Linked DNA regions of Homo sapiens: region 1 is linked to region 2. The links are chromatin loops, found by intact Hi-C in ENCODE. Cell type or tissue: GM12878. All regions are shown on one strand. Each heading gives the region's core, and the rest is flanking DNA. Links, peaks and the distances in the headings are about the cores only. Region 1 has its middle 9.0 kb from the start of GPR19. Region 2 overlaps DUSP16 (dual specificity phosphatase 16).

What was found. Peaks named below come from ENCODE experiments on the same cell type or tissue, not always from the same donor. Only the 100,000 strongest peaks of a DNase experiment are listed, where the experiment ranks them.
Region 1: it touches region 2 in a loop (2.5-fold over the local background); 3 of 110 quality-filtered maps call a loop at or near these places.

Annotation. Positions count from the first base shown.
Region 1 is chr12:12,698,692-12,711,647 of GRCh38, forward strand. It overlaps a transcript of GPR19 not described here. Among named protein-coding and RNA genes, the nearest start is that of GPR19, 9.0 kb to the left of the region's middle. In GM12878, for the core only: a CTCF peak has its summit at 6,090; no DNase peak of the experiment used is centred there.
Region 2 is chr12:12,500,092-12,513,313 of GRCh38, forward strand. It overlaps DUSP16 (dual specificity phosphatase 16), which reads right to left. Exons shown (of 7, transcript NM_030640.3): 4 at 428-591. Among named protein-coding and RNA genes, the nearest start is that of DUSP16, 56 kb to the right of the region's middle. In GM12878, for the core only: a CTCF peak has its summit at 3,453; a DNase peak (open chromatin) is centred at 6,030; H3K4me3 peaks cover 1,057 bases; H3K27ac peaks cover 4,020 bases.

The DNA.
Region 1 (12,956 bases), core at 1,858-9,857, 200 kb after region 2:
CCTCCACCTCCCGGGTTCAAGCGATTCTCTTGCCTCAGCCTCCCGAGTAGCTGGGATTACAGGTGCGTGCCACCACGCCCGGCTAATTTTTTGTATTTTTAGTACAGACGGGGTTTCACCATGTTGGCCAGGCTAGTCTCAAATTCCTGACCTCGTGATCCGCCAGCTTTGGCCTCCCAAAGTGCTGGGATTACAGGCATGAGCCACTGTGCCCAGCCCATTTTATATAGCATTCTACAGTCACTCCTAACTAATACATAGGGAACAGTTTGGGAGATAGGGAATAGGGAAGATGAAAAATTTGGTTTATCACAGTCAGTATGAGCATTGAAATTAGCTTAATCTCCAGGGAAAAGAAAGAATGAATTTGGCCAGGCACAGTGGCTCACGCCTGTAATCTCAGCACTTTGGGAGGTTGCAGTGGGTGGATCATGAGGTCAGGAGTTTGAGACCAGCCTGGCCAACATGGTGAAACCCTGTCTCTACTAAAAATACAAAAAATTAGCCGGGCGTGGTGGTGCACACCTGTAATCCCAGCTACTCGGGAGGCTGAGGCAGGAGAATCACTTGAACCTGGGAGGTGGAGGTTGCAGTGAGCCGAGATCGTGCCACAGCACTCCAGCCTGGGCAACAGAGCAAGACTCTGTCTCAAGAAAAAAAAATTGAAAACATACATATTAGGGCCAAATTGCAGGGTTTGTGTATGAATCCCTAATAAGCCAAATAAATTTTGCTTACTTTTAGCTCTGCACTCAGGTCTTAAGTATTGGGGGTAATTCAGTACTCTTGTCATACCTAAAGAAAGGATGTTTCTGCTGGCACAGGCCCATGCCTATAGTCCCAGCTACCCAGGAGGCTGAGGCAGGAATATCCCTTGAGCCCAAGAGTTCAAGTCCAGCCTGGACAATATAGCAAGATCCCATCACTAAAACAGTGTTTCAATCAGAGGGAAGAGAATCTTCAGCACGAGAGGGGAAAAGGGAGAAAGAAGGGCAAATTTGGTTTGTGACTGGTCAAATAATGCCCACTGAGGACAGGAAGCAGATGCACTCTACTTCCTGCTAGGGAACTCTGCCCTTGCCTCCATCTACTGGCATGTTTGCATGGCTGACTTCATTCCATTTACATCTCTGATAAGGAGAGATACCTTTATGGTCTGTTATCTTCAATGTATTAAAGAGTCTATTATCATAGTCACAAGATAGCTGCCGCAGTTCCAAACATCATGTTCTCATATGAAATGTTTCAAATAGAAAAGAGAGTATGAGCCAAAAAAAGCTTTCTTTCTTTTTTTTTTTTTTTGTAAAGATGGGGTCTCCTCATGTTGCTCCTGCTGGTCTTGAACACCTGGCCTCAAGCGATCCTCCCACATCGGCTTTCCAAAGTGCTGAGATTACAGGTATGAGCCACTGCACCTGGCCAAAAGCTTTCTCCTTGAGGCCTCTCTCTTCTTTTTTCTCTCTCTTTCTTTCTCTCTCTCTCTGTCCCTTTATTTTTTATTTTTTATTTTTTTTGAGACAGAGTCTCACTCTGTTGCCCAGGTTGGAGTGCAATGGCATGATTATGGCTCAATGCAGCCTTGACTTCTTGGGCCCAAGTGATTCTTCCACCTCAGCCTCCCAAGAAGCTGGAATCACAGGCATGCACCACCACACCTGGCTATTTGTTGTTGTTGTTGTTTTGTTAGACTCTCTCATAAGGGCAAAAAATGTTTCCCATATGATGTTGCAGACTTCCCTTTATTTCTTACTGCCCAGAACTATGTCATATGACTACCTTTAGCTTCAAGGGAGGCTTAGGGAAGTATGTACAGAGAAAACAAGCATGTTTTTTTAATGGTGCACTAAAAATAACAGGACTTGTGGGAAATATAGGGTTAGAAGCAGGTCACTCAAAACCTTTGCAACTTTGTTAGTTGAGGGCTATAAAAATTACTATGCTAATAAAAAATACACAATTAAATTCCCTCTGACACTTGTACTCAATATCACAGTCATCCTTTAGGGCCATGCTGTCCAATACAGTAGTAACTAGCCATCTGTGTTTATTGAACACTTAGATGTGATAGTCCAAATTGAGAAGGGCTGTTAAGTATAAAATATACACATAAGATTTTAAGAATTTAGTATAAAAAATAATGTAAAAATCTCAATAAATTTTATATTGATTACATGTTGAAATGTCACTTCAACATTTCTTTTTACTTTTACTTTTTAAAAATGTGGCTCCCAGAAAACCTAAATTGTCGAATGTTTCTGTTGGACAGTGCTGCTTTAGTTTCTTGAATCCTGGGGCACATGATTCTTCCTTGGATGTATATGCCCTTGAGGGTATTAATTCCAATTAAGAGCAGTTTCATCAAAATTAAAAATCCGATCGAGGATTTTGTCTTTTTTATCAATCAGTTTTCCCCCAATGGGGTAAAATGGTTTTGCACCTTCATTTACACTTTGCAGTTTACCACAGAACTTAATGTTGTAAAAAACTCTTGAAGCCACCAAACAAGCCTCTGTTTGCACCAAAGGAAGGCATTCTTGCAGAATTTTCTGCTTTTTTTCTTAACATCTTTATATGTTGCTAAGGTTTTCTCTTTAATTGTGAGAAGCTTGTCCCTGCTTGCCCCAAAATGTTAGTGTGCTGGGAAAAATAATGAATGAAGCAATGTAATTTCTGAATTATATTAACATTATCTCCCCATTTGTTGCTTGCCCATTAGCTAATAATGACTATATCTGGCATATAAAGCTTTTATTGTGGGAGATAGGACTGCCAGTAGACAAAAGGGAGAGAAAATCCTAATCCTATAATTTCAAAGAGTTGGTACCCAATTATGGGATATTTTGGACAGTGTCCTTTCTATTCACCAAGTTAACATTTAGTTAATCGCCCCATTTGATTTACTCAATTACCCCTTTCTCCCAGCTAAAATCCATTGAGTTCTAAAGAACCATTTCAAAGGCCAGGCCAGGTGGCTCATGCCTGTAATTCCAGCACTGTGGGAGGCCAAGGCAGGAGGTTTGCTTGACTCCAGGAGTTTGAGAGCAGCCTGAGCAACATGGCGAAATCCTGGCTCTACAAAATATGAAAACTTTAGCTGGGTGTGGTGGTGCGTGCCTGTCATCCTAGCTGCTTGGGAGCCTGAGGTGGCAGAATTGCTTGAGCCTGAAGAGGTCATGGCATAATCATGGCATTGCACTCCAGCCTGGTGACAGAGTGAGACCCTGTCTCAAAAAAAAAAAAAAAAAAAAAGAATGGACAAAGGCTGTCTCTTCAGTAAATCTTTTCCTGATCTCTCCTATAAGCATTTTGCTTGCATCATCTTTTTATAGAACACATATTTGGCCTTATGTTTATGTTATTGTCTGATTTTTATATGTAGAATAATATTTTTAATTTGCATATGTAGAATAAAGCTCCTCCCACTGAAGACAGTGATTGTATTTTATTCACTTTTCAAAATTCCTCTGATGACTAGCCTTATGGTTTGTACAAATTAGGCACAACTAAATATTTGTTGAATTTAATTGTGCTGTATCCTAAAATAATAGAATACTAATAGAATAGAATAGAATAAATAATATAATATTTCTAAAATATTAATAGAATCTTATTCTATTAGGAATAGAATAACAGATTAGATAGAATATTTCTAAAATTCTAAATACAAGTTGGTATTTGACTCACATCTCTAGTGCTTTAAAAAAGTGCAACAGAATACTCTGTAAAATAGTGTTACAAAGTCAGGCTAAACATGTTAGAGTATGTACTGGTGGGTTTTTTAAAAAATTAGTTTCAGTAATTATGATTAAATCCATGGTAAATATAGACCTGTGATAAATCTAGATCCTTACGGTGATGACTCATTTTAAAAGACCCTAGTTTTCTGGATCTCCATTCTCCTTTTACTCAGTGCCTTCTCGTTTTTTTTCTCTATTTTAAACCAGTTTTCATTATTTCTCTGCTTTGAGAATCACTCAAAACAAACCAGTAAGGGATGTTCAACTTAAATCTAAAACATCATAGTCACATTTAAAGTCCTGAGAACGCAGCATTCCTGTTAAATAATGGTCATAATGAACTTATTAATCCTGGCCCTCTAATTACACTATTCTACACCCCAGTGATAAAGGTGTTAAAAAATGATGATTTAATTTTGTTCTGGTCTTTTCACTTGGATGTACCGTATACTGACATGAATCTCATCATGACTGATAAACTGAACTTGGATAGAAGAGCTGTTAGGATGACTTAAGTGCAAAAGAGAATCTACCGTTTAGGCAATCAGTATACAGTTTCCTTAAATTTTCTATAATTTATTTCCTTTTTTTGTATGATGTTCCAGCTTTTCCCACAGAGCTAGGAGCCCCACAAAAATAGAGACTTTGTCTTATTTGTTTCTGGTGCTTGTTTGTCTCTGTAACTCTAGCACTCAGCACAATGCCTGACACATTGTAGGTAATAAAGGATACATATTGAGTGAATGAAGTACACCTGGGGTCAAGTATCACATGTTCCAAATGAGCTTGGCTGAGGTTAGATTACCCTTATATTGGACGTGGAAAGGATCTATTACCTAATTTCAACTTGCCTCTATGTCTGTGGCATTGGTGGTTGGGTAAGGTCTATTGATTGTGAGACACAGTCTCACTTTTTACCACAAGTAGTATATGGAGTATGCGTGAGTGCGTGTTCGTGTGTGTAACAGGAATCTTAGCCATAGGACATGAAAAGCCAAACTATGGGACCTTGAAAGGTTCGCAGGTAAATGGTAATCAAAGATTCCCAAGGTCTGTGAATTCTAGACATCTTTGCCATAGAAGCCTATGGCCCCTCGCTCTAGCACATAGTGATTCTGCTGGTCCCTACATGTCTTCTCAATGCACCTGTCTGTTTTCTTCTTACTGTACTTCCTAGTTCTTACTGTACTTCCTAGTTCTAGTTCTTGGCTTAGCTAATAACCATTTTCTTTCTTTTGGGTAGAGCAGTCTGTACCAGGCCCCATCATAAACCATAGTGCTGAGTTAGGAGCCCAAGCCAGTGGCTTGGAGTTGGAGTACTTTTCTCTTGGAAGGGGCTATAGACTGTATAAGTTGCATGACTGCCATGTCTAGGATTCCTAATACCGTGCACTGGGAGCCATCTCTGGGATCTTCACTAGAACCAGGTGTACTTGCCAATCATATCTACTGGGTGCTAATTACCTACTTTGCGGTTATTTTGTTTAGAGCATTAGATTAGCTTCATTGGAGGATACAAAAAAGATTAAAGACTAAATAGATTTATATCTGAAGTCAAAGTGAGTAAGTCATAGAGACAGTGTATGTGTTGGTGTGTATGTGGCGGGGGAAGCACTTTCTGAAAGAGCTATGTGTAGTGGAAAAGGATCAAGTTTAGGTTGTTATCTTGACTTTGCAACCAATCGTGTGTGACTATAGAGAAGTCACCTTTGATCTTTTGTTCTACTTCACTTGTTAAGGGTTGTAATACTTAACTTGACTGTATAGACAACTGTTAAAACACTATCATAAGGCCAGGCGCTGTGGCTCACACCTGTAATCCCAGCACTTTGGGAGGCTGAGATGGGCGGATCACTTGTGGTCAGGAGTTTGAGGCCAGCCTGGCCAACATTGTGAAACCCTGCCTCTACTAAAAATACAAAAGCTAGCTGGGTGTGGTAGTACAGGTCTGTAATCCCAGCTACTCAGGAGGCTGAGGCAGTAGAATCGCTTGAACCCAAGAGGCAGAGGTTACAGTGAGCCGAGATCGTGCCACTGCACTCCAGCCTGGGCAACAGAGCGAGACTCTGTCTCAGAAAAATAAAAACAAAAAATACTATCATAAAATAATTGTTAAATTCAGATTATTGTGTGAGTAGTGTATGAAAATGATATAAAAATGTTGAATAGGTAGAATCTATGCAAATTTAGAGTTCAATTAAATTTGGTGGGGATTAAAACTCTTGTGTATGCATTTAGAAAAGCAGATTATAAATACAGTTGTGGTTTGGAATAGTTGCAGGATTAGGGCTGACAGTTCTGGCCTTGTGCTGCCCTCCTGTGCTGTTTAAACAGCACAGCAGGTCAATTACATTCCTGCTTCATGAATGTTCCGAATTGGGGGAGGGTAGTCTATCTCATTACTAATCCTCTTCTGTCCTCCTGTGGCCACAGAGCGCCTAACTATTTTGGATGTTTCTGTTTCTTCAGTAAAGGAAGGGAAGGAAAACTACTTGGAAACATTCTAGGTCAAACAATCTTATCCTGAGTTATGGAAAAAGGCAACTAATTGCAAATTGCATTTGACATTGGAGATATAATTGATACACCAATATAGAAGATCCGAGCAGATTATCGAGGTTTGGAGAAAAACACCATCATTACAGCATTGGGAAAGGCTTTTTGTCAAGAATAAATAGAAATGCATCTTTTTTTTTTTTTTTTGAGACGGAGTCTTGCTCTCTAACCCAGGCTGGAGTGCAGTGGTGCGATCTTGGCCCATGCCTGTAATCCCAGCTACTCGGGAGGTTGAGGCAGGAGAATCACTTGAACTTGGGAGGCGGAGGTTACAGTGAGCTGAGATCGTGCTATTGCACTCCAGCCTGGTCAACAAGAGCGAAACTCCATCTCAGAAAAAAAAAATTGCTGAGAATTTATAATAAAGCCATACACTGTTTATCTGGTTAATAAGATAGTCTATTATGGTGGGAACAGAAGATGCTGTTCTACAGTGATTTTCTAAGCAGAACATTTGCCAGTTGAAATGAGAGACTCACAAGCAAAGCTAATTATTTGCTAATTCTCTTAGCATATCCTGCAAAAATGGTTACTTTTAAAGATAAGGTCATTTGTCAGCATGGCAATTTTTTTTTTTTTGAGACAGGATCTCGCTCTGTTGCCCAGGCTGAAAAGTGCAGTGGCATGTTTACAGCTCACTGCAGCCTTGAACTCCTGGGTTCAAGAGATCCTCTCACCTCAGCCTCCCCAGTAGCTGGGACTACAGGCATACACCACCACACACCCAGCTGATTTTTGTGTTTTTTGTAGACACAGGGTTTCACTATGTTGCCCAGGCTGGTCTTGAACTCCTGGGCTCAAGTGATTCTTCAGCCTCCACCTCCCAAATTGCTGGGATTAGAAACATGAGCCACCAAGCCTGGCCAGTATGATAATTTTTTTATGACAGTTAAGAAAAGATATTGAAGGAAACAGTGTAAAACCAGGCAATGAAAGAGTAGAGAAAGGCAGTCAATATATGGCACCATTTTAATATGCTTGCTTCCCCGTCAGCCAGCCCTCACCCCTGGCCACAGCCTGGCCTGTTGCCAGACTGGTTTCCTGATCAGAACCCATCTACCCTCTGCTTAGACTAGGAGTGTGTGTGCATAATTTATTCATGTGGGTACACAGCATGCATAACATGACTTTCTCTTTTTAACTCACACCAGTCAGGCTTTCACATCTTTACCAAGACTCCTCTTATCAAGTCATCAGTGAACTTGATGGCCAAATGCAATGGTCAGTTTTCAGTGTTTATCTTACTTGACCTATCAGTGGCATTGGAATCATTTGATCATGCTTTCCTCCTTGGAACACTCTCTTTACTTGATCCCTGGGTCACCTCTCTCTTGGCTCTCCTCCACTCTACTAAGGGCTTTTTCCCTATCTCCTTTATCTAGATACTTCTCATCTTGATTTCTAAAAGTTGTAGTACCCTAAGGCTAACTGCCTAGCTCTTTTCTACATCTAAACCCACTCCCTTGGTGTTCTTATCTAGTCTCATAGCTTTAATATCATCTGAATGCCAAACATTTCCAAATGTGTATCTCCAGCACAGACCCTTCTGCCCTGAATTCCAAACTCACATATCCATCTGCTTACTCGACATCTCCATTTGGATGTCTATGGACATCTCAAACTTAACATGACCCAAACAAAATCTGTTCATCTCTCAATCAACCCTATCTCAGCAACTGGTCATACCTTTCTTCAGTTGCTTGGAGTCATCATGAACTCTTTCTCACACACACAGACCATTTCCAAATCTTCAGCAAATCCCATTGGCTGTATCTTCAAAAAACACACTATCAACTCTCTACCCTTCTTTTCATGTACACTGCTACCACCCTGGTCTGAGGCCCATGACCTCTTATCTGGATTAGTGTATAGTCTACTATAATACATGGTCTCCCTACTTCTCTCTTGCCTCTTTGAAATACTTCTTACTCAGCAAAGTGACAAAAGTTACCCGAAGTCAGGTAAAAAAACTCTATGCTCAAGGATGATGCACTTCAATTGGCATAAAATCCAGCCTTTACCATGGCTTATAAAGTTTACATGATTGGGGTCTCTACTTCCTTCTTCTCTGACTTCATCTCCTACTCCCCAGCCCCCACTCACCATGTTTCCAGCTTACTAGTTCCCTTATTGTCCCTCAACTATCCCAGACACATTCCTACCTCAGAGCCTCTGGATTTGCTATTTCCTGTGCCTGCAACACAAAATTACATGGTCCATGCTCTCATTCCATTCAGGATTCTACTCAAATATCACTTTATTGAAAAGTCCTTCCTTGTTCATACAGCATCTGCCTTCATTACCCTCCGTACTCTTAATTAGTTGATTTGTCGTGTTAGCACTTACAGCAACATGACATATTATGCTTATTTATTTGTCCATTGTCTGTCTTCCACACTTGAGTGTAAGTTCTGTTTCATGACAGCAGGGACTTTGGCTATCTTTGTTCTCTGCTGTGTCCTCAGAGAGTCTGGCATCTGGTGAGGGTTCATTAAAAATTTAATGAATGAAGAAATGAACAAATATTAATGTGGATAATTATTCAGAGAGTTGGTCAAGAACAGCAAGTGGGTAGGTTCCAGTTTTGTTTTACATGGAAGTTTGTATAAACTGAAGACTAAGATCAGAATCAGGGAAAATGTTCTCCTTTATGTCTTCTCAATGTAAAAAATAGAATGTAGTTGAATGTGGTGGATTGGTAATAAATATGTTTATTGTTCCAAATTCCATATTTTATTTATTTATTTTTTTAGGGACAGGGTCTCGCTCTGTCGCCCAGGCTGGAGTGCAGTGGTGCCATCATAGCTCACTGCGGGGTCAAACTCCTGGCCTCAAGCGATCTTCCCACCTTGGCCTCTCGAAGTGCTGGCATTACAGGCATGAGTCACTGCGCCGAGCCCAAATTCTGTATTTTAGTAGTAGAAGTTGTCCACTTATGTTTTAACCATGGAAATTAAATTATGTGTGTGATCATGAATCCAAATTTTGCTATTTATTTCCTATTCTTTTTTTTTTTTTTTTTTTTTTTTTTTTGAGATACGGCCTAGCTCTGTCGCCCAGGCTGGAGTGCAGTGGCGTGATCACAGCTCACTACAGCCTCAACCTCCCTGGCTCAAGCGATACTCCCACCTCAGCCTCCTGAGTAGCTGAGACTCCAAGCATGTGCCACCATGCCCAGCTAATTTTTAAATTTTTTGTAGAGATGGGGTCTCGCTATTTGCCCAGGCTGGTCTCAAACTTCTGGGCTCAAACCATCCTCCCACCTCGGCCTATTTCCTATCCTTATGGTCCTGGCAATGCTGGTAAACTTGCATTAGTTCATTACATTTTACTTGGAAATGAAAATTTTCATCTAAGTAAAATGCCTGATGCATTTTTTTTCTTTAAATTCTGACCCCACTAGATTAGTTTTAAACCCTTCTTGAATCTAATTTTTTCAAAGATGCCATTTTTCCAGGCATTTGAATCCCATTTTCCCCAGAGCCTTTGTTTTGTGAATAGTGCATTCTAAGTAAATTAAACCAATGAAGCCTTAGTGATATAATTGCAAACCTATCCAGTCACTGCATCTTCTACAATGGATTCTGGACTCAGCTTAAGTAGGACTAATAAGTACACTAGTCCTAGTGCCTTCTCTGCTCTCTTTTGTGGCTTTGGAACACTCAGTTCTCTATTTCAGAGCTTCATCTGCAAGAGTGGATAATAGCATTTGCCTCACAATTGTGGTCTTATGAGGATCAAATGTGATGACACCAGGGAACCTGCTTTAAAGTATTTAAAGTGGCTGGGCACGGTGGCTCACGCCTGTAATCCCAGCACTTTGGGAAGCCAAGGCTGGTGGATCACGAGGTTAGGAGTTCAAGACCAGCCTGGCCAAGATGGTGAAACCCCATCTCTACTAAGAATACAAAAATTAGCTGGGCGTGGTGGCACACACCTGTAATCCCAGCTACTTGGGAGACTGAGGCAGAGAACTGCTTGAACCCAGGAGAGGGAGAAGTTGCAGTGAGCCAAGATCACGCCACTGCACTCCAGACTGGGTGACAGAGCAAGACTCCGTCTAAAAAAAAAAAAAAAAATTAAAGTATTACGTTAATTAGGGATGACTTGGGTTCAACCAACAGAAACTCATAACAAGCTAGCTTGGAGCAAAGGGGGGGAAATTACTTTATAAACACAGTGCTATAGAACGTAAATGTAGGGAGTAGTACCTCATGAACTAATAGAACGTAAATGTAGGGAGTAGCACCTCATGAGCTAATAGAACGTAAATATAGGGAGTAGTACCTCATGAGCTTCAGGATCCGGAAACTGAAGAGTCTTTGGTTGCTCGGGGCTGTCTGTCTTCCTAAAACTATGTGGTCTCTCTTCTCTGCCCCCTTTGCACATTTTTTTCTTTCTTCTGACACTCTGCAGACAGACATTATCTGCATCTTCATCACACATGGGCTGAAGATAGTGTCCTTTTGTTTTTGAGACAGGGTCTCACTCTGTTGCCCAAGCTGGAGTGCAGTGGCATGAACAGGGCTCACTGCAGCTTCGATCTCCTGGGCTCAAGGGATCCTCCACCTCCACCTGTCGTGTAGCTGGGATCACAGGCACATGCCACCACACCTGGTTAACTTTTTAAATTTTTTGTAGAGACGGATCTTACTTTGTTGCCCAGGCTGGTCTTGAACTCTAGGATCAAGCAGTCCTCCCACCTCAACCTCCCAAAGTGTTGGGATTATGGGCATGAGCCACCGTACCCCACTGAAGACAGTGTTCTTAAAAGGGTACTTTCAATCTCAAGTCTACATTACCTCATTAGTCTCTGCCTTACAATTTACTAATTGAAGTTTCTCAGACTTGATTCCAAATTTTCGGGAGAAAAAATTTGGCTAGCCAAGTTTAGGTCAAACAACCACCTCCTCTCCCCTTGTCTGATCAACTTCGGTAAGGGAATGGGAACAGGGTTTCATAATCTGCTGTCCCCCCAGCAGAGGTTATGGGAACAGAGTCTGAGAAGGGAGTACAGGACAACAGAGAAACAATGAGTGTTGCACACCTCAAGTGTGATGTGAAAGAATTAAGAATACCACATGCAGCCAGGTGCGGTGGCTCACACCTGTAATCCCAGCAACTGGGGAGGCCGAGGTGGGTGGATCACCTGAGGTCAGGAGTTCGAGACCAGCCTGGCTAACATGGTGAAACCTCGTTTCTACTAAAAATACAAAAAATTAGCTGGGCCTGGTGGCGCGCACCTCTAATCCCAGCTACTTGGGAGGCTGAGGCAGGAGAATCGTTTGAACCTGGGAGGTGGAGGTTGCAGTGAGCCAAGATCGTGCCATTACACTCCAGCTTGGGCAACAAGAATGGAGCTCCATCTCCAAAAAAAAAAAAAAAATACCACATGCATCCTTATTCCTGTACCCGTGTAACTGTTAATCTACTCAGGATCCAACCTGGCCATATGATTAATGGCACATTTGTAAATATGGATAGGTGTCAGAGAGCCCCACCAATCATAACATCCCTTCACATTTTGTGTCAGATGCTTGTCTCCAGTATTGTCTCTTTTGCCCTCTTTTTATTTTCGTTACAGACAGAGTCTCCCTCTGTTGCCCAGGCTGGAGTGCAGTGGTACACTATAACATTGAACTCCTGGGCTCAAATGGTCCTTCTGTCTCAGCCCCCCAAGTAGCTGGGACTACAAGTGCACAACACTGTGCCCAGCTGTTTTTTAAAAAATTTTTTTGTAGAGACAGGGTCTTGCTATGTAGGCCAGGCTGGTCTTGAATTCCTGGCCTCAAGTAATCCTCCTGACTCAACCTACCAAAGTGAGGGGATTACAAACATGAGCCACTGTGCCTGGCCTTCTGTAGCCCTCTTAAGGGACATACCTTTTCATTCTTTCTTTTCCCTGGGGATTAAGTTAATTTCAATGCTCATACTGACCATTGAGTGATAAACCAAATTCTTCACCTTCCCTATTCCCTATCTCCCAAACTGTTCCATATGCATTAGTTAGGAGTGACTGTAAAATGCTATAAAAAGTGGGCCGGTGTGGTAGCTCATGCCTGTAATCCCAGCACTTTGGGAGGCTGAGGCAGGCAGATCAGGATATTGAGACCATCCTGGCCAACATGGTGAAACCTCGTCTCTACTGAAAATACAAACATTAGCTGGGTGTGGTGGCACGTGCCTGCAATCCCAGCTACTCGGGAGGCTGAGGCAGGAGAATTACTTGAACCTGGGAGGTGGAGGTTGCAGTGAGCTGAGATCACGCCATTGCACTCCAGCCTGGCGACAGAATGAGACTCCATCAAAAAAAAAAAAAAAAAAGACCCCAAAATGAAAACTTATTTCTTCTCCCAAATCAGGTCAGGGACCCAAGTTGAAGGTGGCTCTGTCATCTTCAACATGTGGCTTCCAAGGTTGCTCTAGTATTCACCTTTCCAGCCCATGAGAAAGGGGAAAGAGAGTGGCGGATTCTGAGGGGGTCACATGACAGGTTCTATGCACTAGGCCTGGAAGACACATACCACCTTTGCTTACATTCTATTGGAAAATACTTCATCATAAAGCCACACCTAATTGCAAAGGAGACAGGGGAATTTCATGTTGCTGGGCAGTTGTATGCTCAGTTATAATTCTGCTACTGGGAAAGAAGGCAACAATGGA
Region 2 (13,222 bases), core at 1,847-9,846:
CATCATGAGGACCTTCCTCAATCCAAGCCCAACCTGCATCCCTTTCTAGTATGTTGCAATAAATAAATATATTTCTAAATGTGTGATAATCCAGGAACTAACAGCCTGAGAGTGCCCAATTATAATAGATCAATTAATACCCTAAGAATATAAGGCTAAACTTCTGAAAAATCCTGTCCTATTTCAGTTCTCTTGGACCTATTAAGAACAAGTAGACATGACAATAATTTAGGTTTCCTGCAGTAAAAAGTAACATCAAACAAATTAACACTCCAAGAGATGACGCAACTGTTACCTGGGGAGCACACTGAGAATGGCATAGCAGCTCCTGAGATTGGGGTGTGTTTCAAATGACATAATGGGTAACTGCTGTTTCTCCAGCTAACAATATAAACCCAGCAATGAAGGATATTTTCAAAGCACCCACCTTGTTGAGGACATCTCGCTGGCAGCCAAGATAAAGATTGGGAAGAATTCGGGTTGGCCCAATGTTGGCAACAGGTAAGCAAGGCTGAGAAATGCAGGTAGGGACTAGAGTGGATTTTCCTTCACAGAGGCCAGGGAAACAACGAGAGAACTCAGCAAACCCACCTAAGAATAAACATTATAAAATTATAAAAAATTATGCCACGCACAAAATAAAAACCAGCTTTCTGTGAACTGCTCAAACAGTTTAAACCCACGAATCCAAGTGGATATCACTGCACACCTATTCCTGGCTACAGCTGCTGATGCTAAGACTGAAGCATAATCCAGCACTAGGCCTGGCCTATAACGCTACCATGGGGATAGGCAAGTCCTGAAGGCACTTATAATGAATGACTCCTCTCTCTCAGATATTCTCTTCATCTTCACATACCCTACAACATTTGCTCCCCACTCCCCATGCAAATGTTTTTTTTTGTAAAACATAAAGAGGATTTAAAGTTAGTAGCAAGTAACCAAGCCAATAATTCACAGAAGCAGAATGGGGATGTAAGAAATGAAAACTGAGGCTGAATGCAACTTCTTCAAAATAAAATTGATCGAGTCAAAAATTCTTTCTACAACTAACTTTAAATCTTCTTACCATACAAATTTTTTACTGCAAAGGTATCACAAACATACTCCCACCTACGAATATTCTATCAAGTTCTGGGGATTCCCTGGGCAGTTAGTCAAGGTCTCCATAATTACCACTGATGTCTGGAGAGCTCCCGTTCATCTCAGCAAGCACTATAAAGAAGTGCTGACAGACTAATTGCTTAGGGTGCAGGAAGGCTTTGTGGCAAGATTACTGAACTCAGAATTAGAAGAATTCAGTTTTTTCTAGTCCTGTCCTTACAATGATCTGCTCTATGACCTTCACTAAGTCACAGTCTTGCCACCACTCAATGGAGTGAAATCTATGTAGCCAAAGGAGGTGCTTTCACTCCCTCCGGGAAAAGAAAAAATGAGTAAGGTTATTTGCTTTCCAATCTAAATATTCCTTGCTGTCCAAACCCAAACACCAAACAGATTCTGATAAATTTTCAGATATACGCCTTGCTATTCAAACCCTCGCTATTCACTAAGTCCGAATCAAGGAGATTTGGATGACGGGATCCTCGTATATTTTTAACATTAAATTTAAAAACAAGGCAGGGCTCGGTGGCTCACGCCTGTAATCCCCGCACTTTGGGAGGCCGAGGCAGGCGGATTGCCTGAGGTCAGGGGTTCGAGACCAGCCTGGCTAACATGGTGAAACCGTCTCTACTAAAAATACAAAAATTAGCCAGGCATGGTGGTGGGTGCCTGTAATCCCAGCTACTCAGGAGGCTGAGGCAGGAGAATCGCTTGAACCTAGAAGGCGGAGGTTGCAGTGAGCCGAGATTGCGCCACTGCACTCCAGCCTGGGCAACAGAGCAACACTCCGTCTCAAAAACAAAAATAAAAATAAAAAAACAACAAATAACATGTTAAGTCTTATTAGAAGATAGTACCTTTTTAACTGAGCCTTGAACAAGATCCTGAAATCTGACTCAAGTATTTATCTTCATCTCTTTGAGTTATATTGTATTAGACTTTCTCCCACTTCAAGAAACACACAAAATATGCCCTTGAAAACTGCTAGAAGTGCAGGAAGTTGAGAGGGAATCATCTTTCATTATGCCCTGTATTATGTTTAATTCAAGCATAATTCAGCCAGACGCCTGTCTCTACTGTCTAGGCTCAGTGCAGGGTCCTCAATGCAACAAGTTAGAATGGTAGGCAGTTGACAACTATGCCACCTGCAGAATGTAAAAAGAGTGGCCTGGCCTCCAACCTGACCAAGTGTCTTTCTATATATTTTTTAACACAGAAGCAGTTAAAGCTCTTCCACTTACTGAAGTTCTTAAGGTAATCTGATAGGCAGAATACATGGATCCATTATAGAAATCACAAATTCCTTTGTGTCACAGGCCCTCAGGATACCTGCACCTTACAGTTTCATGGTTTCATTTTTTTTTTTTTTTTTTGAGACGAAGTTTTGCTCTTGTTGCCCAGGCTAGAGTGCGATGGCATGATCTCAGCTCACTGCAATCTCCGCCTCCCGAGTTCAAGAGATTCTCCTGCCTCAGCTTCCTGAGTAGCTGGGACTACAGGTATGCACCACCACCCTCGGCTAATTTTGTATTTTTAGTAGAGACGGGGTTTCTCCATGTTGGTCAGGCTGATCTGGAACTCCTGACCTCAGGTGATCCACCTGCCTTGGCCTCCAGTTTCATTTCTTACCGTTTCCAATGATGACCTCCAGCCACATAAAACTCATTGTTATTTCACATTTCCATGCCGTTCTCTTGTCCAAGAATACCACCCTCACACCGCCCCATGCATGCACACGTAGAAGCCACGGTACATACAGCATACACATGTGGGCAAGCCCCATGATCATACAGCAGAGGAAGTAAGAACACAAGCCCTTGTACCTGAGTTCCTGTCCTGGCTTTACCACTTTCTAGTTGTCTGATTTGTCAAGTTACTTAAGCCCCTCCTACTCTAATTTCCTCATCTATAAAATGAGGATAATGATCACACCTATCTCACAGAGTTGTTGAGATAATTAGTTAGTATATCAAAAGTATTTTGTGCCTGGCGTATAGTAAAGCACTCAGGAGGTATCACTGGTTATTGCTTTTTTTTTTTTTTTTTTTGAGACAGAGTCTCACTCTGTCGCCCAGGCTAGAGTGCAGTGGCGCGATCTTGGCTCACTGCAACCTCCGCTTCCCGGGTTCAAGCGATTCTCCTGCCTCAGCCTCCCGAGTAGCTGGGACTACAGGCGCATGCCACCACATTTGGCTAATTTTTTATTTTTAGTAGAGACAGGGTTTCATCAAGTTGGCCAGGCTGGTCATGAACTCCTGACCTCAGGTGATCTGCCCACCTCGGCCTCCCCGTTTTTTTGTTACGGTGATCAAACATTCAGTATCTAGCGCCATCTGTGGGGCCTTCCTCCACCTTTGAGCTGCGGCTGTTTAGCTACACCTCCTTAGTATTCATCTGAGACAAAAAGTGGAAAAAGGAATGCCTGTAAGGTTAACTTCCCAAAGTGTGCCCCAGAGCACTGGCGTCCTGCAAGAAGCTGACAGACAGGATAGCGGTCTAAAAAGTGAGAGAAATATTGTATATCCTAGCTCCCTGGCAGAGTCAGAGCACATGTTAACTTACTAAAGGTTCTAAAAAGTATTTTCAAAGAAACTGGTTTCATTTATTGAAGTCTAGTAAGTTTCCCCAAACTTATCTGACCATGGAATTCCCCCTAAAATATATTAATAGCTAGTAGAATTCACACTTACAAAATGCTACGCTAGGGTCAAAGCAACTACTGAAATGGAGTCAATCAGAACTCCTGTACTTACAAGTACAACCCACAGACAATCTCAAAAAAAGGGGGTCAGCCAATATTGGTATATAAGTGCCCACTGTTTAGAATTTATGCTTTTGTTTCTATTCGTGTTTTGTTCCTTTTCAGTCTCTCTAATTGAATAACACAGTCATTATTTAAGTGAGTTTTTTCCCCAAGGTAGTTCTTGTAACAATAAATGTTAAAGATTCTCATCATTCTTTGCTTTTCTTACACCTACCCAACCTAACAACTGTCAGGCACTATTTTAATTACAATTAAATTGTATGATGTTAAATTTTAATGTGGTGTCTATTAACATGTAGTTTTGGTGTTTCTCTTTTTTTTCTTAAAGACAGGGTCTCACTCTGTTGCCTAGGCTGGAGTGGCATGATCTCAGCTCACTGCAACCTCTGCCTCCCAGGCTCAAGTGATCCTCCCACCTCAGCTTCCCGAGTAGCCAGGGCTACAGGGGAACACCACCACGCCCAGCTAATTTTTGTATTTTTGTAGAGACAGGGTCCTTCCTATGTTGCCCAGGCTGGTCTCAAACTCCTAGGCACAAGTGATCTACCCACCTTGGCCTCCCACAGTGCTGGGTTTACAGGCATGAGCCACTGCGCCCTGCCAGTTCTGGTGTTTCTCTAAAGAACTGTCTTCATATATTTTTCAATTCTGGCTCTAAAACAGTTCCTGGAATGGTTGTCATTTAAATTCAACAAAACAGCTTGGGCAACATGGATAAACCCAATCTCTGTTAAAAAAAAAAAAAAAAAAAAAGAAAGAAAGAAAAAATTAGCCAGGCATGGTGGAGTATTCCTGTAGTTCCAGCTACTTGAGAGGCTGAGGTGGGAGGACTGTTTGAGCCCAGGAGGTTGATGATGCAGTGAGCTGTGATCGCACCACTGCACTCCAGCCTGGGTGACAAAGTGAGACCCTGTCTCAAAAAAATACATACATACATCCAACAAAACAATATTCCAATAAATGTTCTCAAAGAGAAAACAGAGAATCCAAGGAAACACCACTTGAATTTCATTTGAACCTTATAAATGATTATTTTTATAAATAATGTATGTAATCCTAGAATGTACTGAACACTTACTGCGTGACAAACATTGCTCTAAGCACTCTATAGGTATTTACACACTCTTACAGCTGCCCTATGAGATAGGTGTTACTACTAATCCCATTTATAGATAAGGCTCAGAATCACATAATATAGGCTCAGAATCACGTAATATAATAACCGGAAGAGCCAGGTTATAAGTCTACTTTTCTAAATCCTATGGAATTACTTTCAACTCTCCCTTGGATGCAGGGACAGCCTTGCTGATGATATTCATGGGGTCCTGGCCTCCCCAGCTGTGACCAGGCTAAAAAGGCCATGGTCCTCTCCCAAACTGATGGAAGAGCCTTGTTTCCCCAAAGCTATATCGCTCAAAGGCTTCAATGAGGGAGAAGGAAGAAGATCCGACAAGAACAGAGAAAGGAGAATCTCTTTAAAGGCAATTTCACATGACACCAATAACAAAGTTTACAGATGAACTGGTTGAAATGTAAATATGGTCACTGGTTTGTTCATGACCACCATTTACAAGTTGGTAGTAGACCTTGGCTGTCAGGTCACCCCCCACAGAACAACTTTCAGAGGAGATGCAATTCTGCAATAATCATAAACTGAGCCATCAGCCAGGCTGTTCGAGGTCCAGTTCTATCGTTAATTGGTACAGTGATCCTAGATCACTTTGATTTCAGTGGACCTCAAAAGTAAGTGTGGCTCTAGAAAGTTCTAAGACAGAGAACAGAAAGGAGAGAAAGAAACCATTGTTCAGCTTCAAAACAAAAGAGCCAAACAAAACAACACTACACTGTAAAACACATTATAAAACAAAAAGAAGCCTCTTTTTCACAAATCTTTCTCAACTGATATCTAGAACAAACTCAAACAAATATTTAAAAATATTTAACAGATTTAGCTGCAATCAGAACATTCATTTAGTGCTCAGTTTGGCTTGAAATGTCCCAGACTGGCTCCCAGTCACTTCCAGAAAACCCTACCTCAGCCAGAGCACATTTTCACTGATCTTTATCTATGACAATGTTCCACTCTGCTGACATCCTCCTTCATTGACAGTTTTTTCCATTCACTGACCTTTCATTCACTGCTGCACTCTAGTGACTCCAGTTTCGTTTCATTAATTAACAACAGATGAGACACTGCCTGATTTCCCTTGGACCTCTAAAAACTAACTGTGGCCTCACCAGCAACTCAGTTTTGAAACATGCTTAAAATGTCCCTCTTCCTTTCGTAAGTTCTCTTACAAACAAGATCCACTTCAGAAGAAAAGTTCATTTATGCAAACGTTCTGCTCCAAATGGCTAACGGAGACAAAGAATCAAGCGTCCTCTTATCTGCCCTTATCATAACTTTGTTGTCCCAGGGACTCCAAGCTAGATTCCATTACAAGACATAACATCAGTCCGTTATCCGCTATTTACTGTGAAAAGCAGTACCGAAAAACTGATAAGCTTCTTGAAAAAATTTGCGCCTATTTTTTAAAGTTGTCTGAAGACTTGGCTCACTGTCCAATCTTGCCAAGTTTCTCCTATTCCTAATTTTATGCTGTTTATCATCTGGGAATGCAGAAAACAAAGTCATAGTAACCCACATGTGTTTCCCTAACATGGACCTGAACCTAAGAATGACTGTGCCCCCTACTCTGGAAGTATCTGTGCTAAGAGGAAGGAAGACAAATACACAGCTATTTCCAGCCTGCTGAGAAACAGGGATGGGCAGTCCCTGCAGGCAGAGAAGCGTCTTGGCCTCTACAGCTGTGGATGCACAGGCAGCCAGACCGCAATGCTAAAACCCATGTTTCTGTTAGTCTTCCATAAATCCAACCAAAAGAATGCATGTTTACAAATAAAAACATAGATACTACTTCCGACACAGAAAACATCTGGTACAGCTTCTAAGGCATTCCTCATTTAGATAACACCTTCTCCTAATTCAGCCATGAAAACGTCTTCCCTTAAGATCACCTCCTTCACAATTCCAATTATAAATATGATTTTCTGTAAAAGCAAACGTGAACCACCATTCCATTTTGGGGGGGAAAAATCTGCCAAGTAAAATAAAATACATATAACAACTCTACTAAACAATTCCAATTAGTCACTCTTTTCTCTTCCCTCTCACCCATGCAATCAGTTATATATCACAGTATTTTCTTTAAATGAAAGTATATTTACATAATAAACAAAAGTAGCACTTTACTGTGGCTTACTGATATTCTTAAAATGTTTTTAAGGCCAAAGTTCTAAAAATAGATCCCTCTCCTTTTAGCAGTTCCATGACTTTAAAGATGGTTTCCTGCAGGGAGAGACAGAGGGCCTTTCCACTCATGCCTTCATTTAAATAGGGAGCAAGTCACTAGGGATTTATCAACTGGCAGAGCCGCCTTCAAGGAAGGCAGAATCAAAGAGAACTGCCCTCCCACCCTATATTGTGAATGGATTCCATGGTTATACAAAGAAATAATATTGATATAAAGCTCTACTTTATGGAAGACATTTTCCTAAAAAGTCATATGCAAATTTAACTTTTGTATTTTAAATCATCTGCATATAGTTCATATGGTTTCACAGTTTTTGAACTATGCGGTTAAATTCTTGTTGTTGTTGTTTTTTGGAGATGGAGTTTCACTCTTGTTGCCCAGGCTGGAGTGCAATGGTGCGATCTCCGCTCACCGCAACCTCCACCTCCCGGGTTCAAGCAATTCTCCTGCCTCAGCCTCCCGAGTAGCTGGGATCACAGGCATGCGCCATCATGCCCGGCTAATTTTGTATTGTTAGTAAACACGGGGTTTCTCCATGTTGGTCAGGCTGGTCTCGAACTCCCAACCTCAGGTGATCAGCCCGCCTTGGCCTCCCAAAGCGCTGGGATTACAGGCGTGAGCCACCGTGCCCAGCCATTAAATTCTTTTGTAGTTCTCAAGTAGTTTAATTCTTTTGTAAAACAAAACTCCCTTTTTGTAACATAAACACAATCCTTTCATTTGCTTATTTTAGAATATATGTGAAAAACTAGAGTACACCTTCACCTGTAGAGGACAGTTCTCTCTTCTCTCCATACTGGAAAGAAAATCTGTTGCTTTACCATCACACAAAGGAGACAACTCTAACATTAAAAATGGAAAATACTGAAAATGTTTATTTTGCAGTAAAGTACTTTAATTGCTCTTAAGAGTAATTCTGTTATGCCTCAGTCTGACATGTCTGATTTAGGCAACTTTATTCTCTAGACACTCAAAAACAGACTAAAGTATGGTCACAATTCTTTCGGGATCAGCAGACAGTAAACATGGAGAGTTGAAACTAGTTGAAGAAAAGAAAAGAAAAAAAAAAGCAACATAATTTCATACCCCTAAAGAAAGCAAACAAAATATGTAACTAATGTTTCAATGTAGATACTTTGGTCTGGATAAGCCAAGCCACACAGGTTTGGTAAATTACTCCTAGGAAGGTAGAGAGCATAGCATTTTTTCCACAGCATTAGCAGCATTCCACCTTTTCCCATATAGCCAACTCTCCAATTGAGCCATACTAAAGAGAAAAATCCCAAATGATCTAAAGCATTAATTTAAAGCTCTTATTCCATCCACCCCCATCTACTGGAGCACAGACCAAGAGGAGAGTGGATAGATACGCATTTCTCTTTCAGGAAGGCTGACAAGTAGCCTACATCTCACAAAACTTATCCCATAAATGACACCTCCAAAAGAGCTTGCCCTATATTAAACAACCCTATCACGTGACACAGTTGGGAAATGGGAAATTCTATCTAATTTTGGTATTAGGACATATGCAACAGTTATGACATACACAACAGTTATGACATACACAACAAATGAATGAAAAATTTTCAAAGCACCAGCAGACAAATCACTAAACACTAAAATTATGCAACTTATAATTTCTTATGACTCAGAATGTCCAGATCTTATAACTCAGGATAATATTTAAATCAACTCCATCAGCAACATCCAGATGTGTTATTCAAGAAGGAAGAGTTCTCAGAAGATGTAGACTGGTAACTATTCTGCTGATCTTTTAAATTGGCAATACATAACTATGCCCAGAAAAACTCCTCTTAAACGTCCTGAAACAAAGATTGTTCTAAAGACTGCAACCAGAATAACCCATCAAAAGGAATACAGCCAGAATCTACCACTTGGCTGAACAGAATTAACAAGCTCTGTAGGTAGGAGAGCCAGAGTCACAGAGTCTCCCTACTATTTTCCTAACACATCTGTGCTTTCCCGCCTTTAGGCTTTTGAAAAGTCAACCTTTCCAATCCATTTTGTATTTCCTTCTAAACCACAGGCAAGCACAAGTTACACCTCTTCTATAGCAGTATGGTCCCAAAATTTTTTTACCAGGATCAACAAAATACATTTTACACTCAAACCCTCTGAACACCTACACATACTCACCACTAAGACAAAAGTTTCATGATACTATCTTCCCTAATTCTGTTGCGTTTAAAGAAAAAAAAAAAACAAACTTCCTTGAGCAGCGTATCTAGACATGGTCCAGCTTAGAGGCTCTATAAAATTTATACCAATCATTTGGCAGTACCTACCACTGACCTAGTAACTGTGAAATAACTGTGTATGTGTTGTGACCCGTCTTACTTCTCCAGCTATTGTGAGCTGCTTATGGATAAGAATTATCCATAATTCTTTGTAATTACCTCAGCATTTAGCATAGTGCCTGGCACATAATTAGAATTCAATAAATGTTTATTGAATCCTTCCTTGTTACAATGAATAGCTGTTGATGGACATAAGTCTTGTATATTTTTGGTGTTCCGAAGGATTTCCTGATTCCATTCAAAGCCAAAAGCTAGTTGGTGTGGGTGGGGGCACAAAATCTGCTTCCTATTCCTAGACCACAATGCCCCAGAAGACTCTCAGGGTGAGTGAGGAGGCACAGGGCAAGAAAAAAACATTTTTTCTTCTACTACAGGAAAAAAGATAAAATTGGCGAGTGTCACTTTGGTTATCCAAAAGCGACACTGAATCCTTACTATGATTCTGCTGTATCCACAGGACTTTACATAAAAGGGAAAGAAAATTTTTTCTGATGCCCCTAAATGGCGCAGGACTCCACACCGGTGTGGAGAGTCCCGTAATATATCTCCATGGCTCAGGGAATCAGGGCACATCCCATAGGAAACCAATGAGACACCAACTATGATTATACCCCAGATGAGGATGGTGTGGCTGCTGGACATGTCTATAATCATCATCAAAATGGATAATGAAATGAGATTATCCATAGGGGAAACTTGATGAGTCAAGAGGAAAAAGGAATACAAGTCTAGTGTCTGGAGAATTATTCAAGAATAAAATCTGACTAACTTGTAAACTGTCCATGAATCACACTATACAGCTCACTTCTCAGGCTATCCATGTGAAGCGCAAAGCTTTCTAAGCCATCTAGCCACAGGCTCTCCCCTAAGACCACTTCTGTATATTCCACTCTGTGTACAGTCCTCCTCTTTGGCCAACTACACATTTTGACAAGAGACGTCATAGAGCAGTGAGGGAGAAAGGGATAACTGCGTTTCACATATAAGTTCAAAAAACACTTAATAGCACCTACTATGAGTTTGACATAGCGCTAGGTAATGGAACAGTGGTGACCAAGACAGAGAGCCTTCTCTGGAGTTGACAGTTTTATGGGATAAACTTTAACCAAATAATTAGATGAATAATTAACTAATTATGGTAAGTGGCCAAAGGCATATGGAAACCAACTTTGCCTGGTAGCTAGGGAAGGCTTGACAACCACATTGAATCTAGCAGGAAAACAACTAGGTAAATAGCAGAGAGAAGAGCCCAGGGCAGAGGACAGAGCCTCTGTGAAGGCCCAGGGTGCATGATGTCTTAGGTTTAGAGCAACAGGGAGGAGGCCTAAGGAGCTGAGGCAAAACAACAACTGAGGACTTAAAGTGGCACTGGATGAAGTTAGCAAGGTAGGCAGAAGCCAGCCACTGCAGGGCCTTGTGAATCAGTTAAAAATTTTGTAACTTATCTTAAGAGCACTGCATATTATTGATGCATATTAAACTGGGAAGTGATGTAATCTGAATTAGTTAAAAACACAAAATAAAAATGTAACTTTGGCTGCAGTGTGAGCAATGGATTGGAAGGTGGCAAGACAGAGCATGTGAACAGATCAGTTAAGAGGCTCCTGGAGCAACCTGGGGGAGGAATAACATTCAACTGACTTCATGGTAGCAGAAGACCAGAAAACCAGACAGACCGAAGAGGTTGGAAGAAAGATCTGGTGACTAAGAGATGACAGGTATTGCAGCCATATCTCCAATAGCTCACAATACCCATCACCTTAAAGTACAAATTCTTCCTTCTGATTTAAAGAGCTTACATAATTTGATCTCATGTCCTCTCAATTCCCATTTCTCTCCTTCACAAAAAATCCACTCTGGTCTGCTCACTGCCCCTCCAAATCTATGTTCATTCCTGACATTTTTAATCATGTTCTTTCCCCCTCAGAATGCGCAGAACCCTCCCTACCCAAATCTTACTCCTCATCTTTCAAGGTTTGATTAAAATTCCACTGCCCTAATCAAGTCTTCCCTGACTTCTGCAGACTACTCTGAATCATCCCTTATCACTGTATCATACATTTTAGCAAATGATCATATACTTCTCTTTCTTTCATCCACTTTAGGTGCATTTCCCCAAATTAACCACTACATTCTCAAAGGCAGGGGCAAGCCTTTTGCTTTTCCAATATCTTCACCCCCGAGAGCCCAGTCCAAGGCACAGCCATGGAGGCACCCATCAAATATTGAGAGGCTGAGTGAGTGAAAGGGCTGAAGAATATGCTGGACCTGGTGTTTCTCTAGACTACACAGCTGCCCCACCTGGGGCAAGGGAAGATTGATGTCACTGTTGTCATCTGGGATGCTTTTGTTTGGTTTGTGCACAATATCAGGATGGGGAACCAAAGGACTATCTTTAAGCTTTAGTTGGCTCTCTAGTCTGTTTGTTTCAAAAGACAATCTCAAGCATGTGTCTTAGCCACTGGTAGCTGGGAAGAGACATGACTGACTCTCCACACTGGCAGATAGCAATCGGAGAAAAGATGATCCAATTTAGACGAATTCATGCCAACTGAGACTCAGAAACAGAGCCAGAAATACACAGCAGCCAGTGAGCAAACAGCACCTTTTTCCCCAGCTTTATTGAAGTATGATTAACAAACAAAAATTTTATCTGTTTAAGGTGTACAGCATGATGATGTGATATACATATACACTTGGAATGACTACCTTACCTCACATAGCCATGCTCTTTTTGTTGTGGTGAGAACACTTAAGATCTACTCTTTCAGCAAATTTGAAGTATATGGTACGTTTATTGTCAACCGTAGTCACCATGCTGTACAATAGGTCTCTAGAACTTACTCATCATATCACTGAAAGTCTGTACTCTTTAAGCAGCATCTCCCCATTACCCCAGCCCTCCAGCCCCTGGTAACCACCGTTCTACTGTTTTCATGAGTTTGACTCTTTTAGATCCACATGTGATACCATGCAGTATTTGTCTTTCTGTGTCTGGCTTATTTCAATTAGCATAATGTCCTCCAGGTTCACCCATATTGTTGCAAAATGGTAGGATTTCCTTCTTTTTTAAGGCTGAATATTCCATTGTGTGTGTATGTGTGCATACAGCATCTATTTTTAGTCTGTTTTCAGTGACTCTCAGTCACTGTAGTTTTTTAGACCCAAGAGCAGCCAGTTCCTTAATAATTGGCATACTTTTACTGAAATCCATTAATTTCAATCTCATTTACCAAGTTCTACAGGATTCGAAATGGAATTACTGAAGATTTCCCTTCTCCAGACAAAGGAGAAGAAACACCAAACTAGATAACAGAATTTATGGTAATAGCACAAAGAGCAAAATCCATAACCAGGAAGATCAGGTTCTATCATACCTCCATGAGGAAGGACAGTAATCAATTCTATTAAACCAAAAGTATACATTTATTACACAGAACTGTCATCAGAATCTAGATCCTTATTAAATTGAAAATGTGTAGAGTCTAATACATTTTTGTTCACTCGTAGGTCTAACTACAATAGTTAAGTTCAACTCAAAACGAAGAAATGAGTATTTGGCCTTTAACCATAGCAAACATTAATCGAAGACCTTTGCTGTGTTCTTAATAAATGGTATCTTCTATCCTTATTCACAGCTATACACCAGCATAAAACAGAGTAGACTTTTACTTGATGATCTCTTCTGGCTAACATAGTTTAATGCTTTAAAACAATTTATA